Linked DNA regions of Homo sapiens: region 1 is linked to region 2. The links are chromatin loops, found by intact Hi-C in ENCODE. Cell type or tissue: OCI-LY7. All regions are shown on one strand.

What was found. Hi-C counts contacts between places; a loop is a spot of excess contacts. Peaks named below come from ENCODE experiments on the same cell type or tissue, not always from the same donor. Only the 100,000 strongest peaks of a DNase experiment are listed, where the experiment ranks them.
Region 1: a loop joins it to region 2, with 2.4 times the contacts of the local background. A loop is called at or near these places in 2 of 110 quality-filtered maps.

The regions. Positions count from the first base shown.
Region 1 is chr18:2,731,692-2,739,691 of GRCh38, reverse strand. It overlaps SMCHD1 (structural maintenance of chromosomes flexible hinge domain containing 1), which reads right to left. Exons shown (of 48, transcript NM_015295.3): 25 at 7,200-7,427; 26 at 1,147-1,295; 27 at 172-260. Among named protein-coding and RNA genes, the nearest start is that of SMCHD1, 80 kb to the right of the region's middle. In OCI-LY7, no CTCF peak of the experiment used is centred here; no DNase peak of the experiment used is centred here.
Region 2 is chr18:2,601,313-2,609,312 of GRCh38, reverse strand. It overlaps NDC80 (NDC80 kinetochore complex component), which reads right to left. Exons shown (of 17, transcript NM_006101.3): 13 at 7,828-7,917; 14 at 2,806-2,898; 15 at 483-613. Among named protein-coding and RNA genes, the nearest start is that of NDC80, 34 kb to the right of the region's middle. In OCI-LY7, no CTCF peak of the experiment used is centred here; a DNase peak (open chromatin) is centred at 3,452.

The DNA.
Region 1 (8,000 bases), 130 kb before region 2:
TGGGCAAAGATAATGAAAATACTTCAATCTTATCTGACAATAGATTTTATATCAGTAACATTATATGAACCCAAAAGCTTTCCTTTCAGATTAGGTATCTAAAACATCCATGGAAGGAAACATCACAGAAGATTTTTTTGTTGTTTGTTTTTTAAAGCAAGCCATACTAACCTACTTCTCCTTGAAGCTCTTGGCCCATCTGTACTGTTTTTCCTCCTTTCATTTCACATTTTAAATGTTTAGGTTCATCAGGAAGTGGTCTGAAATTGTTTAACAAGTTAGAAGTCTTTAGTGACACCATTAATTGAAGTAGTTCCAACATGCTACAGAATAACACATATATAATGTTCATATCCAATAACTCAAATACAATAACACTCCTTCAAATAACTGTTTAATTTATATAATCTGCTATTAATCCAAAAGAAAATAGGAAAAAGACACTTTGCAAAGATAGTAGAGAATATGGACCAAAAACTTACAGACATGTTAAGTCACAGTATTTATGCTGGATTAAAAGGAAATTATGACAAGAAAACAGATGAGTTAACAACTCATTGAGAGATCTCATTACGGTCAGAATGCAGTACATTTGAAAATTCTATCTCAAAAACAGAACTATCCTAAGTGTTGGGTAAAGTATAGAAATGGGTAGAGGAATTAAAGTGCAAGAGGTTATTGGAAAAGAGGTGGCCAAGAAATTGATAGGCCAGTGTAAAGGTTTTTTTTACACATTCACTTAATTCTGTCCCTTCAATATGAGTTCTACATATTAACTCTGGTTGGACTCTCAGCTTTAAAAATTCTCACTAAGCAATGAAAGGATTTTTCCTTCTGAACAACACTGACTGATCACACTGTATCTTTTGTATTTTTCACGTCTTTGTCATTTTGCAGGTGTTTTCACTGTTACTGGCACTAAACTTTCCTTTAATGAAGGTTCCAGCTACTAGAAGGCCAATTCAGTGCAAGATTACAGTGATAACAAAAATTAATCGCTATCACCAATGACACTTTATTCCAAAGACAATCTATTATATTTCATAGAAACCGTAATATTTTTACATTAAAAACAACTTTCATATATGTGCAATGGAGGACAGTATTTTGTTGCCATAGGCTGCAAAATATAATGAGTCCACAAACCTTACTGTAAACGCACTTTCCAAAGACACATGATCATCTTGGAATGAAACCTGGCAATAGCGCATATCTTTTACAGATGTTGGTACTTGCACATCAGGAAGCAGACCCTGTAGCAAGTGTTCTTTGTTAATCTCAGGAGTCCAATTAACCTAGGAGAAAAAGAGATATTTAACAATAATAAAGCTTCGTCTAATGTTCTCTTACTGCCACTTATCTTACTCTTAAAACTACATTATAATCCGTCTTCTTCACCCCCAAGAAAAAAGTCTCTTTATGGTCAGAAACGGTGTGGTTCATATACTAATATGATACAAAGGCATCCTCTTTGTCTTTGTTGTTAATATTGCCCTATTTTTTTAGTGAGATAAAATAAAAATTCTTAAGTCATTTCTTTAGAGCTCTGCCACAAAAGTATCACTGTGGCCATTATCGTTTAAAAGTAACATATAAATCAGATCATGTGATTAATTCTGAAAAGCAATATTCAATTATTTTTTGAAAAGAATCCTATTTATGGGAAAGCTTTCAATGAGATCTAGGTGGACGTTATTCTTAGCAAGGTGAGAAAAAAGAAGTTTGATCTAACTTTCTGGCCATACTTTGGCCTTAATCTCTTCTTAGGTGTTTTTAGTTCTGTATTAATTTATACCTCTTACATTCCATATTTTGTCACTTAATCCATACTTTTTCAAGTTGTTTGCTCTACTCTGTACTTACTTTTAAACTCCCAATACTTTCTATTTAAGAATTCTGACCTCAACTTTCTCTCTACTTTTATTTAGCCTTCTATAGTTGTGATTTTAAAATCACTCATATTCTATTTTTATTTTTGGTTTTTATAGACAAGGTCTCACTCTGTAGCCCAGGTTGGAGTGCAATGATCATAGCTCACTGGAGCCTCCAATTCCTGGGCTCAAGCAATGCTCCTGCCCCAGTCTCATGAGTAGCTGAGATTACAGGCATGCACCCCAGGTCTGCCTAATTTTTTGTTGAGATGTGGTCTCACTATGTTGCCCAGGCTGGTCTTAAACTCCTGGCCTCCAGCAATCCTCCCACCTCAGCCTTTCAAAGTGCTGGGATTACATGTGTGAGCCACCACATCTGGCCTTAAAATCACTAATAGTCTTTTTAAAAAAAATTTCTAAATTACACTTTATTTTTCCTCTACTTTTAGGTTCAGTAGGTACGTATACAAGTTTGTTACATGGATAAATTGCATGTCACTGAGATTTGGTCTATGAGTTATCTCATCACCCAGGTAATGAGCATAGTACCCAACAGGTAGTTTTTCAACCCCTGCTCCTCTATTACCCTCCCCTTTTTTGGAATCTCCAGTGACTACTTTTCCTATATTTTTATGTCCATGTGTATTTAATGTTTAGCTCCCACTTTTAAGTGAGACCATTCAGTATTTGGGTTCCTGTTCCTGCATTAATTCACTTAGGATAATGGCCTCCAGCTGCATCCATGTTGCTGCAAAGGACATGATTTTGTTCTTTTTTATGGCTGTGTAGTATTCTGTGGTGTATTTTCTTTATCCAATCTACTACCGACAGGCACCTATGTCTTTGCTGTTGTGAATAGTGCTGAGATAAACAGAAAACTGCACGTATATTTGGTGAAATGGTATTATTTTCCTTTGGGTATATATACAGTAATGGTATTGCTGGTTCAAACGATAGTTCTATTTAAGGTTGAGAAATCTCCAAACTGCTCTCCACAGTGGCTGAACTAATTTACAGTCCAACCGACAGTGCATAAGTGTTCCCTTTTCTCCAAAATCTTGCCAACATCTGTTATTTTTTGATGTTTTAAATATAGACATTCTGACTGGTGTGAGATGGTATCTCTTTGCTTTTGACTTGCATTTCTCCATGATTATGATTATGATGTTGAACATTTTTTCACATATTTGCTGACCACATGTATGTCTTCTCTTAACAAGTTATCTATTCATATCCTTTGCCCATTTTTTAAATGGGGTTGTTTTTTGCTTGTTAAAGTTCCTTATAGATTCTGGTTATTAGACCTTTTTAGAATATATAGCTTGTTAATATTTTTTACCATTCTGTAGGCTGTCTGTTTACACTGTTGGTAGTTTCTTTTGCTGTGCAGCTGTTTAGTTTGATTAGGTCCCACTTGTCAATTTTTGTTTGTGTTGTAACTGCTTTTGGGGACTTGGTCATAAATTCTTTGCCAGGGCCGACATCCAGAATGGCTATTTCCTAGGTTTTCTTCTAGAATTTTTATGGTTTGAAGTTTTACATTTAAGTCTTTAATCCATCCTGAGTTAATTTTTGTATATGGTAAAAGGTAGGGATCCACTTTCATTCTTCTGCATATGGCTAGCCAGTTATCCCGGCACCATTTATTGAATAGGGAGTCCTTTCCCATTGCTTGTTATTGTCGCCTTTGTCAAAGATCAGATAGCTGTATGTGTACAGTTTTATTTCTGGGCTCTCTAACCTCCTCCACTGGTCTATGTGTTTGTTTTTGTACCAGTAGCATGCTGTTTTGGTTACTGTAGCTCTGCAGAACAGTTTGAAGATGGGTAGTGTGATGCCTCTCATTTTGTTATTTTTGCTTAGGATTAATCACTTTGGCTATTTGAGCTCTTTTTTAGTTCCATCTGAATTTTAGAATAGCTTTTTTCCAATTCTGTGAAAAATGACAGTAGTTTGATAGGAACAACACTGAATCTGTAGATTGCTTTGGGCAGTACTAGTTCTTCTGACTCAGGAGCATGAAATGTTTTTCCCTTTTTTAGGTATCATCTATGATTTCTTTCAGTAGTGTTTTGCAGTTCTCCTTGCAGAGATCTTTCACTTCCTTGGTTAGATGTATTCCTAGGCATTTTGTGTTTTTTGTGGCTACCGTAAATGGGACTGTGTTACTGATTTGGCTTTCAGCTTAAAACGTAGTACAGAAATGCTACTGGTTTTTGTATACTGATTTTGCATTCTGAAACCCTACTGAAGTCGTTTATCAGCTCCAGGAGGATTTTGCCAGAGTCTTTAGTGTTTTCTAGGTATAGAATCATCTCCACAATGATGAGACAGTTTGACTTCTTTTCCTATTTGGACACCTTTTATTTTTCTCTTGCCTGATTGCTCTGGGTAGAACTTCCAATAGTTGAATAGAATTGGTGAGAGCAGGCATCCTTGTCTTGTTCCAGTTCTCAAGGAGAATGGTTCCGGTTTTTGCCTGTTCAATATTATGTTGGCTGTGGGTTTGTCATGGATGGTTCTCATTATCTTGAGGTGTGTTCTTCAATGTCCAGTGATGGCTTTTATCACTAAGGGATGTTGGATTTTATCAAAAGCATTTTCTGCGTCTACTGAAACCATATTAAATCATACGGTTTTAATTTTGTTTATGTGGTGAATCACACTTTATTTGCGTATATTCAGGGTTGGTTCAACCCTGAATCTCAAAAATAAAGCCTACTTGTTCGTGGTGAATTAACTTTTTTTTTTTGAGATGAGTCTTGCTCTGTCTCCCAGGCTGGAGTGCAGTGGCGCAATCTTGGCTCACTGCAACCTCTGACTCTCGGGTTCAAGCAATTCTCTCTCTCAGCCTCCTGAGTAGCTGGGATCACAGGTGCCCGCCACCATGCCTGGCTAAATTTTTGTATTTTTCTAGTAGAGATGGGGTTTCACCATCTTGGCCAGGCTGGTCTTGAACTCTTGACCTCGTGATCCACCTGCCTCATCCTCCCAAAGTGCTAGGATTACAGGTGTGAGCCACCACGCCTGGCCCGTGGTGAATTAACTTTTTAATGAAAATCACTAATATTCTGTTTCCTAGTTTATGCTCCTCTAATGTTTTTAGTTACCTTTTTATCTTTTAAAACCATCTTTAGTCTCTGTTCTTTATTGTATTAAAAAAAAAAAAGGAAAATAAGCAAGCAAGAGTTCCACAAAAAAGATAAAAGGCTTTCCTCACTCACCCTGGCTGCGTACTCCCCTCAATAGATTCCCCAGCTCAGTTCAGGCTGACTTCCTTGTATCTTGGCTTAATTCTCTCAACACTACAAAACCACTGTAAAGGCTGTACATTCAACTTAAGTAAAATGGAGTACTCACTATCTTTTACTGTCAATGAAGAAGTGCACAGACATACATAATTACCAAATTAGAGGCAAAATGTGTCAAATGCAGGCAACAACCTTAGAGAAGGTATGATAGGGAGAGGCTCTCCAGTCGGTTTTTCTTAAACTTCTTAAGAGAGGAGGAAATGGAAGCATGATTGTGAGAAAGCAAGGAAATAGTTCAGAAGCCACATCCCTGGCACCACTATTAAACCACTACTTACCTTCAAATCTGCTTATAGAGATAAAAATGGCTTACCTCCTTTCCAAGCAGAATCAGAATTATTTCTATCTCAATTCTCTCTTCCCTCATTATGAAGGGGAAAAAAAGCTGGCTAGAACAAGCATTGTTCCAAATAAGATTTTAAAACTCAGGTCAGTTGAACCCGTGGCTAAATAATCCTTTTGAATTACCAGATCTTATGTTTGGAAACACAAGATGGGTATGGTGTATACCGGTATGGAAGAGCAACTCCTACATAGTGCCAAACATGTTAACTCTCCAAAAATTTGGCTAATTGGGACTCCGTACTAAGAGTCTATGAATGTCAGCTCTCCAGACATGGAGGAATGCTTATTTCTAACTACCTCAAAAGCCTGGAATTTTGATAAATTATTTTTCCACACTTGGGAATTTTATCTCCATAGACATCAAGGGAAAAAAGTACAGTAAGTTCTGTTACAATGCTTACTTTGAAAATGTAAATTTGTTCCAGTACAATTACGTTTACTTTGAAAATGCAAATTTGTTCCAATACAACTATCAGTAAACAATTTAAGCATAAGGCAAATTTTACTTTTGCTTAGGTACAATTTCATCTATGAAAAAACTAGGTCAACATAGAAAACTGTACCCAGCTGAACCAAGTGGGAACACAACAAATGTTGCACCTCAAACACCTATCAGTCACCTCAGTTGACTATGTGTTAATGAGCCACGCTCATCCACAGACTGTTAAAACAACTTTCCCCTCACTTTCAGATAACCTTCCTTCCACCACTTCACAGGAACTCAAAAGCTGCAATCATTGCTTCATCAAGCTAGGTAACCTCCCATATTATTATAGTATTTATGTATTTCTTAACATTTAACATGTATTATCATTATTGTTTTTGCCACTATTTTATTAGGTTCTCTTAACGGGTTACTGAGAAAGTTTGAGTATTGTGCCTCTAGTTTCCATTTTCCCTCATAAGCCCTGTGATTTTTTATTGTACAATTTTGCACAGCAGAGTGATTCTGGAGAATGCATGTGTCTCATTATAGAAGAACAAACTGAACTTTGAAAGAAGCAAGCATAGACTGTCCACTATTCTTTCAGTCAACCATCAAAGGAATGCTAAAAAGCTGTCTACTTTATGTAATAAGACTTAACATTTTGATTTGGCTCCCTGTTCAGTGAGGTGTTAAGTTTCAACATGCAGACTCAACCCTATCAAGGTACAAATGTCATATTTAGATGACAGCAGGTTGATGAGGACCAACAAAACTCTTTTCTAAGGATCATATTTTTAGAGTGGTATACCAATTTCAATAATTTCCAATGGCCAAATAGAGGCTCTGTAGTTAACAACACTGTTTCACTGCTTGCCTTTAACAGATCTTTTGTTTAGTGCTTTCAGAACTGCTACCAATTTATTGCTAGCTTTATCAAGGTGGTGATGTTGATTATGATTGCAGAAAAACAGCTAGTCAGGAAGAGCACAACTAAACAAAATGCCAAAACCTAGATTTTTAAGTGTCAAAATCATTTTTCTAAGTATAATTTTGTCACATATGAATCATTTGCATTTCAACCTATTCCATGAAAAAAGCTTATTCTGCTTACAATTTGAAATGATAGTATAACTTTTCTGTGACAAGCTTCTTTTTTAGATGCTACCCATAAAACGGCTTGTTCAGTCTTACAAACATAAAATTTAAAAAGTTCTTACAAATAACCAATCTGTTAGAGATACTTACTTTAATTTTTTCTGCTAAAGCTGATGTTATATTGATTTCTCTTTCTCCTTCATCATACATTTGAAAAATAAGATTATGCATAATATCACCCGCTATCCAATTAACCTCATCCTGATGTTTGATCTGAATTGCCTTTTGTCCTTCTACACTGAATATTTGTAGTCTTGCAACATGGCTACTGGGAAGCAACTTAATAGTCTTCTCCACAGGTGCCACATCTTTACAACTCTAGAAAGAGAAGAAAACACAAACACTGAGTGATATCTGTACTGAAATTTTACACTCCTGAAGAATTTACTTTCAATATTATGGAAGACCATCTCATACATTGTTATACTCACAGGTTTTGTCATTAAGATGGCATTATACTATTAATAATTCCGTATTTTATACCATCAGGTTATAAATGGCAGTGGCCACATTCTTAAAATAAAAACAATTGTATGTGGACTAAAAGGATTCCCCTCCTTTTTATTTTTTTTGAGACAGAGTCTCACTTTGCCTCCTAGGCTGGAGGGCAGTGGCATGATCTTGGCTCACTGCAACCTCTGCCTTCTGGGTTCAAACTACTCTCCTGCCTCAGCCTCCAGAGTAGCTGGGATTACAGGCGCCTACCACCATGCATGGATAATTTTTGTATTTTCAGCAGAGATGGGTTTCACCACGTTGGCCAGGCTGGTCTCAAACTCCTGACCTCAGGTGATCCACTGGCCTCGGTCTTCCAAAGTGCTGGGATTACAGGCATCAGCCACTGCGCCCGGTCCCTTCCTCTTATTTCCAAGTTTCTTTAAAAGTATTGCC
Region 2 (8,000 bases):
ATTTTGCACAGCATGGTAACTATTTGGAAGGCATATGCTGTGTTATAGTAGACTGACTATAATTTATAGTATAATTACATTTTACTATATAATATACATAATTTCTAGGAAATAAAAACATGAGCTCAGTGGAATTTATTAAAGCTTAGTGGAATTTTATTAAAATTCACTAACAGCCAAATTTATTTGAATTGATTTAAAATTTTTTATGTTGTTTTCAGGGATTAAAAGCCATGTATTAACTAGATCTAACGATTAATGATTTCTTGGTGGACAGTAACTCTAATACTAACAGAATGTATCTGTTGATAGGGAAAGTTCTCGAGTTATAAGCAGTTGTACTTAAGTTCTATATACCATTCTTTCCATCCTAAATAGCTGTATACTATAAATTAAAGCAAATAAAAATAGATCTAATTTTATGGAACTGTTAAATTAATAATCTGAAAATAAACGTATAAATCTTGGTGAGATAAACTTACTCCCGCTGAACAGCATCTAATTCATTCATAGCTTCACTGAGCCCCTGGTTAACAGTACTTTCTAGCAGGTGCTTGTGTTTCTCCAAGGACTCAAGCTCACTGGCACATTTTTCATCCTCTTCCTCTGCTTCCTATCAGGATAAAGTCACGGTTATGGGTTTCTTGATATTCACATTCTGTATACTCTAGGTGGATTTAAAACAATTATAAAAAGCACTTAAATAAAATCAGGTTGCATCATTTGTATTCTCAAGATGCTTACTGTTTTACATGCAAGAGACTTTAAAGTGCTCCTTTGGGAATCCTGTATTATAAAAACAAATGCGGCTGGGCATGGTGGCTCATGCCCGTCATCCCAGCACTTTGGGAGGTTGAGGTGGGTGGATCACTTGAAGTCAAGGGTTTGAGACCAGCCTGGCCAGCGAGGTGAAACCCCATCTCTACTAAAAATACAAAAATTAGTTGGGCATGGTGGCATGCACCTGTAATCCCAGTTACTCATGAGGCTGAGACATGAGAATCGCTTGAACCCAGGAGGTGGAGGTTGCAGTGAGCTGAGACTGTGCCATTGCATTCCAGCCTGAGCGACAGAGCGAGACACTGTCTCAAAAAAAAAAGGTGATTTTATTATTTTTTAATTTGAAAATATTTATTAAAATTTAAAATATATATAAGCTTTAAAATATATATAAACTTTAATTCGATGCTTCAGAAATTTATCAAAGGGAAGGAATGGAAAAATACATAAAGATATACAAAGATATTCACAGCAACATTATTGGTCAGTTGAAAATTTAGGGAAAAAATTAATAAGGGGCTAGCTAAATAAGTTATATATATATATATATATATATATATATATATACTATGTATATATGTAAAATAAAAACACAATAGAAGGATTGCTCTCTCTACATTTGTATGAAAAGATATCCATGATATCTTTTCTTGAGAAAGACAGATTATGAAAAACTATGTATAATTTGGTACCATTAAAAAAATATATGTTTGTATATCTGGAAGACACTCCCTAAACTTTAACCATTGTTTCTAGTGATGGGATTATGGTGGATTATAAGGTACATTTCAGTTCCCATTTTATACATTTCTCTCGAGTCTCTATTGTTTCTAATGAGTATTTATATTATGAACAAAAAATACTTTTTCCTTTAAAAAATTAAAAAGTCACTTTATTCTCAAAGATGCAGAAACTAAATAAAATTGGTTCAGTTTTTAGGGCGCCAAGGTCAACTGACTAGAATTCAGTAGTGAAGTTTTTTAGTTTTTTGGTGAGTTGGAAGTATTTACCAAATGTGACCTTTTCAAAAAGCTTGCATAGGATTCATTCAGCAGTATTTTCCAGTCTGAACAACAGGAAATTTTATAATATTTTAATTAAGATTTTTTCCCATGAGCTTCAAGGAAGCCTTATCTAGGTCCTTATTTCACAGATGTATTAACTATGCACAGGCAAAGTAGCCCAAATTAATCATTTCTAAGGTTTGTGAAGATTAAGTATCATAAAACCTTTCATTTAAGTGCGTCAGAGAGTAAACTCAAGCATTGTCATGGAGGATGTGTGAAAAAAGAAAAATGATTACCAATGTCTTATATTTCACATTTAGATCATATTATGTGGTATATTTTCTAAACATTTCACACCGTTTAAGAAAACAAATAGGTCCTAAATATAACACAGGCAAAGAGAAAAGTTTTCAATTCCTAATACTTTGTTGACATAAGTAAAAAATATTGGCATAGTTAAAATTTTCACATGAATTGTGTAAGTGGTAATGAATAGAGTCATCTGAATACTTTAAGTAAAATGCTGGTCAGACAGTAGAATGTTGAAGAATCAGTCTTTTTATTTTACCCACCTTCTAGATTGCACGTAAACAGTCTTTGGAATTTGACCAGGATAGTCAGTTTACAATGACTCTTGGTGGGCAACTACATATTCAAAAGACCTTATTGGGGTTCAGGCTTTAGCAGTACATAACAATAAATCTCTACAAAAAGGTAGGAGAGATTCTGTTTAGTTTTGCAAGGATACTGAGTCATATGCAAGTATAAAATACCAGATAAAGGAAAAGTAAATGTTCCTTTTCTATGGTAAAACAGCCCTAATCCAGAAAAATGTCCTTTAAAGAACAAAATAAAATGACTCCTTACGATAAACTTTGGCAGAGAAAACTAACCCAAGATACAAATTATAGGATATATATAGCTTAAAGATTTTGATTTTGATGTCAGAATATGTGACTCATCAAGCAATCATGACATAGCTTTTGATAACCTACGCAAACTGTGGCAAAGTTCTTACCTTAATTTTTTGTTGGTAAAGATCATCCAGCTTTTGAACTTCTTCTTTCAGAGTTCTCACACTTCTCTTGCTTTCTGTTATCATTGCATTCAACTGGGGAAATAAAACTTTGGTTGAGAAATCATAACTATACATCAAAGATATTTTAACAAGTTATAGAGTTTTTATATTATCAATCAACTAACTGAACAATGTTATTTCTTCTAGTCCTTTTGGACTCTCACTTATCATTTGTCCAAAAACTTTATTATTCTCCAAAGAGAAATTAATTTCAAAGAAACCTCAAAGTTAACGATGTTAATATCTGTTTTTCCACTAGTTGTTGTGGGAGTGCTTTTTAAGCTCTCATATATATTATATATTATTAATATTGTTATATCAATTTATTCATATATAAATAATTTTTGCCTCTGGATTTGAAATCTAGCTTTATTTAGACTATATCTACTACAGCTATTTAGCTTTTCATTTGTATGTTCATTTTCTAAAATGTTAAAAAAGAATTGTTTGTATTAATTTTATTGGATGTTTGCTATTATAGTCATGCATTCCTTCAAAAAGTAATAAGGTAACCACATTTAATCTTGTTAAAGCTTGAACTTTAAGATCAGTTGAAACCAAAACTGAAAGAAAAAAGTGTTTTTCAAGTTCATTTCCTGTTGGCAAGTGCTGATACCAGTTGATGTCAGCAATTAATAGAGAATGTTCTTCAGCTATACCAAGAGGAAACTGTTTCCTGCAGGAAACACAAAAGAGTAAAATGTATAAATAGCTGACTTTTTTTTAAAGGATAATTCTACACACATATGAAATTAAAAAAAAATTTAGGGGTTCAAATTTAGTGAAGCTATTATTATTTGCTACAAAACACAGGGTAGTGACATATACAACTAGCATACGCCCAGAACTCAAAACCAGATCTAACACCAAGAACTTTTTCTAAAGGTATGTTATATCTGCAGTAACTAACAAGTTAAACGAGTTGTTTTAAATTCACTTGTAATAACAACAACAGATACTCAAGTAACCAGAACTTCCACTGATTCTCATGGTTGGTCAAAAGCATGTTTACTCATCTCTGAGCAGCTTCTACTTTCCATGTCAGCATTACTAAAGCTGCATTAATTACTTAAACATTTTTTTCTGAGTCCCAAAGTACACATTTCCATTGTGTACATACACACACACACACACACACACACACACACACACACACACACACACACACACACATACATATAGCCCGCCCGACTCCAATTGCCTACTGGACATTCTCCACTTTGATGCCCCAGAGACCTGAAACTCAGCATATCCCAACCTACAATTCTCTCTTCTATATACTTCTCTTTTATATTCTTTATCAAGGTAAAGAACATCACCACATACCCATCTGCCAAAGATAAGACACCTGGGCATTCTTGATTTCTTTCTTGACCTTCACATACAAATGGACAACCAAACTGTTGTTTCCATCTTTAAATCTCCTTTCTCCGTCTTCACTGTAATAGCCTTGCTTTGGGTCCCTACCATTTACTATTCACTGTATAGGATATTGATAGGTCTCTTAATTGCATGGTCTCGTCTCATGCACCTCTCATCTATTCTTCAAAAGGCCAACAGTGTGAAATTACTAAAATAACAATAATTATTGTTATTTCCTTACTTATAAATCTTCATTGATCTCTACTGCCTAAAGAATACAAAAAAATTCAACCAGTAAGGCAAGCCCCTTCATAATTAGGTTCTTGTCTCTCCAGGCTTCTCCCTTATCTCACTTACACTCATGGTAATTTACTAATATGCTGTGCTCTTTGTTTTTTCTTTTTGGAGAAAGGGTCTCACTTTGTCACCTAGGCTGGAGTGCAGTGGCACAATCTCAGCTCACTGCAGCCTCCACCTCCAGGGCTCAAGCAATCTCCCACCTCAGCCTCCAGAGTAGCTGGGACTACAGGTGCATGCCACTACATCCAGCTAATTTTTATATTTTTGGTAGTGGCTGGGTTTTGCCATGTTGCCTGGCTGGTCCTGAACTCCTGAGCTCAAGCCATCCACCCGCCTTGGCCTCCCAAAGTGCTAGGATTACAGGCGTGAGCCACTATGCCCGGTCCATGCTGTACTCCTTGGTCTCTGGTCCTCAAGGTGTATGTGTGTGTGCATGCATGTGGATGAACATGAGCATCCTTCTGTGTATCCATTGGCCAACACCTACTTGTTATTCACAACTCAGCCCAGCTATCACTTCTCTCAGAAGGAGCCTGTACTTAAGTGTATTATGAGAATCCACAGTGCGCTGTATTCACATTACAAAAAGCTATGATAGAAGAAATTGTTTTCATGCCCATCTTCCCACTTAAAATGAAGTTCACAAAGGCAGATGCTGCACTGTACTAGTATCACCATCTATTACAGTACTAGGCACATAAGCACTCAAAAAATATTTGCTGCATAAATTTCAGTTTCAAATATTTAACTTTAACCTTTATTTACATTCATATTCATAAGTGTGATTAGCTTAATTTCTTCTTTTTGTAATATCTTTGTCATGTTGTGGTATGAGGCCTACATTAGCCTTATAAATGAATTAGGTCTCTTTATGCTCTATGATAATTTACATGTCACAGAAATCATCCAGTCTTCAGTATTTGAAAACAGTGACCTATGAAATTATCCGTTATTGGAGTCTTTTGAAGAGCAAATTCTCTTTTTCACTTTGGTTTCTGGTTACTTACATATTTTGACTTTTTTGGGATTTCTATTGTTCAGGTTACAATCCATTTCATCAAAAAATTTTAAACATAAATTTCTGTTTATACTATATTACTTCATAATTCAAATAAATTTCCACCATCTCTATAAACTATTTCTCATTTTATATTTTCCTGCTTTTTCTTAAATGGTTTTGGCAATTATTTTAAAATACTTTTCAGGTTAAATGTTTTGTTACTCTAATTTATTAATTTCTTTATAAACTTTATTATTTCCAGTTGCATTTTACCCCATCCCATCTTAACTTAAACTACTTGTCCAATAGGAAAAACAATTTTAGTTGTTAGTCTCTGTATGACATTACTGATCTCTCCCTTCTTGAAAAGTTTTCCCTACTTTGGCTTATATATATTACATAGGTGTATATATATATATATATATATATGTATAAACATATTCTCTTCTGTTGTTCTCCAACTAATTTTGTCCACTTTTTCTAAGAGTTTTTCCCAGAATCTCCTTCCTTTGCCGGTCCCTTAAATGTTGTTACTCTTTAGGATTCAATCCTCTGCCACTTTCCCCTCCACATTCATCCACATATATGGCTTCAACTATTACATATGCTCTAATGACCATCAAATCTGTATTTTCAGCCCTGATCTCCTTCTTACACTCTGAATCTATAGCTTCTGCTTCCTCCTGGATATCCTACAGACAGCAAGCTCAACATCTCACCACACCCTACTTTAAGTTTTCCTCCTTTAGGTTAATAGCACTATGATTCACTCAGTTGCCCACATCAAAAATATGGAAGTCATGTTGATACTTCTTTCTCCTCAAGCTTGCACATGCAGCCATGAAATCCTTGGGTTCTACCTCCTTAACATTTCCTAAACCTGTTTCCTTCCCTCTAGTTCTAGTATACATTGGTTTAAGTCTCCTAACATTTTCAGTTGCATCCCCTCTAAGCCATGTTTTCCTGTAGCCCAAAGGGTTTTGTAAACCTAAAAATCTGATGAGCATAACTGTACCTATGTCAGCCTTTTTCTCTATATGGGAGTGCCTGAAGGATGTATTTATCTCTAGGACACTAACATGGGTCCTAGTCTATAGTAGCCATTTTATAACTTTCCCCCATCTATAGCCTTTAAAAAGTTCAAGACAGTCTAAAAGATGTTTTAGATATGAAGTTCCTGTTGTTTGGAATTCATACCTTTTGAGAATCTCCAGGTTTTAGTACCCATTACAGCAAAAAACAGAAATCAAAATGAAGCAGGCTAAAGGAAGACTTCACTGCAAATAATCATCATTCCCAGGGAGCAGTCCCAGGGAGCAAATTCCTCATCTTTTCTCCATAGATATTTTAGAAACTGCGAATTACAGCAATAATAGTATGATGTGATCAAACTCTTCACTTATCTAATGTTACAAATTTTTCTATTTTTCTGAGAATGTAAAAATTCTAATACAAAGTAAGTCTTGATAGAATTTATTAATATTGGAAAAATGTCTTTCTGTGGGTTACTAGCATAATTATTTGTGAAATGCCATAGGTTTTGTTTCCAGATTGAGAAAAAATAAACAAGCTTCTCTTCTGAGAAAACATAAAATTTCATTTTATATCTTGAAATCTATTAGCCAGATCACAGTAGTTCCTGAAGAGCTGAATTAACAAGGGGTTTCCTTTAACTGCTTGGTGTCCTATAAATGAAATCCTTTGTGTGTGCATTTGAGAAGTAGCTTAACTTTTCTTAACTAACAATGTTTACTTTAAAGGTTACTAAATACAATAATAGAATTTTCCTTTTCAGGGATATAGGTGATATTAAGGATCTCAGAAGCAGAGACTACCTGAAATTCACTTTTGGAAATAGACTTTGAAAGGAATTTGAGTTCTCCTGAAATTCCATGATCCAGAATCCAAAAACTTGGTAAAAAGAAACCTCTTAATCTATCACAGCTAATTAGCTTCTAACGCCGTAATTATACTTGCCTACTTTCAAGGTAGCCACTTGAAGCCTCTTTTAGTATAAAAATATTAAATTATCTCAAGTTAGAGACACTTCTCTATTAAAAAAAGGAAAATTTACTTAGTTTCATCTCGCTTCATCATATGTGATGTGTGAAGGCTAGGATGTTTAAATGTCTTAATAAGTTACTTCAAATATTTCTGTCGAGAGCATACCCAATTCTCATTTTTTCATAGTTTTGTTAAAAAATTAATTCCTTAGCAATCAGAAACCATAAATAACTTTTAATTTTAGGTTTTAAAATCTAATTTTCACTTTTTATGACTTTTTATGTTTTATTACTTACTTGTTCTAAAGTATCCTCCAAACCCATTTTTTTATTTAGGGCTTTATTAATTTCTTCTTCAGTTTCATTCAGGAGTTCCTTAAGAGGTACCTATAAAATACATAGGAATGTGGGTGACATATAACATTTAATTACAAAATATCCCTCCTGAAGCATCTACACACTGTGATAGG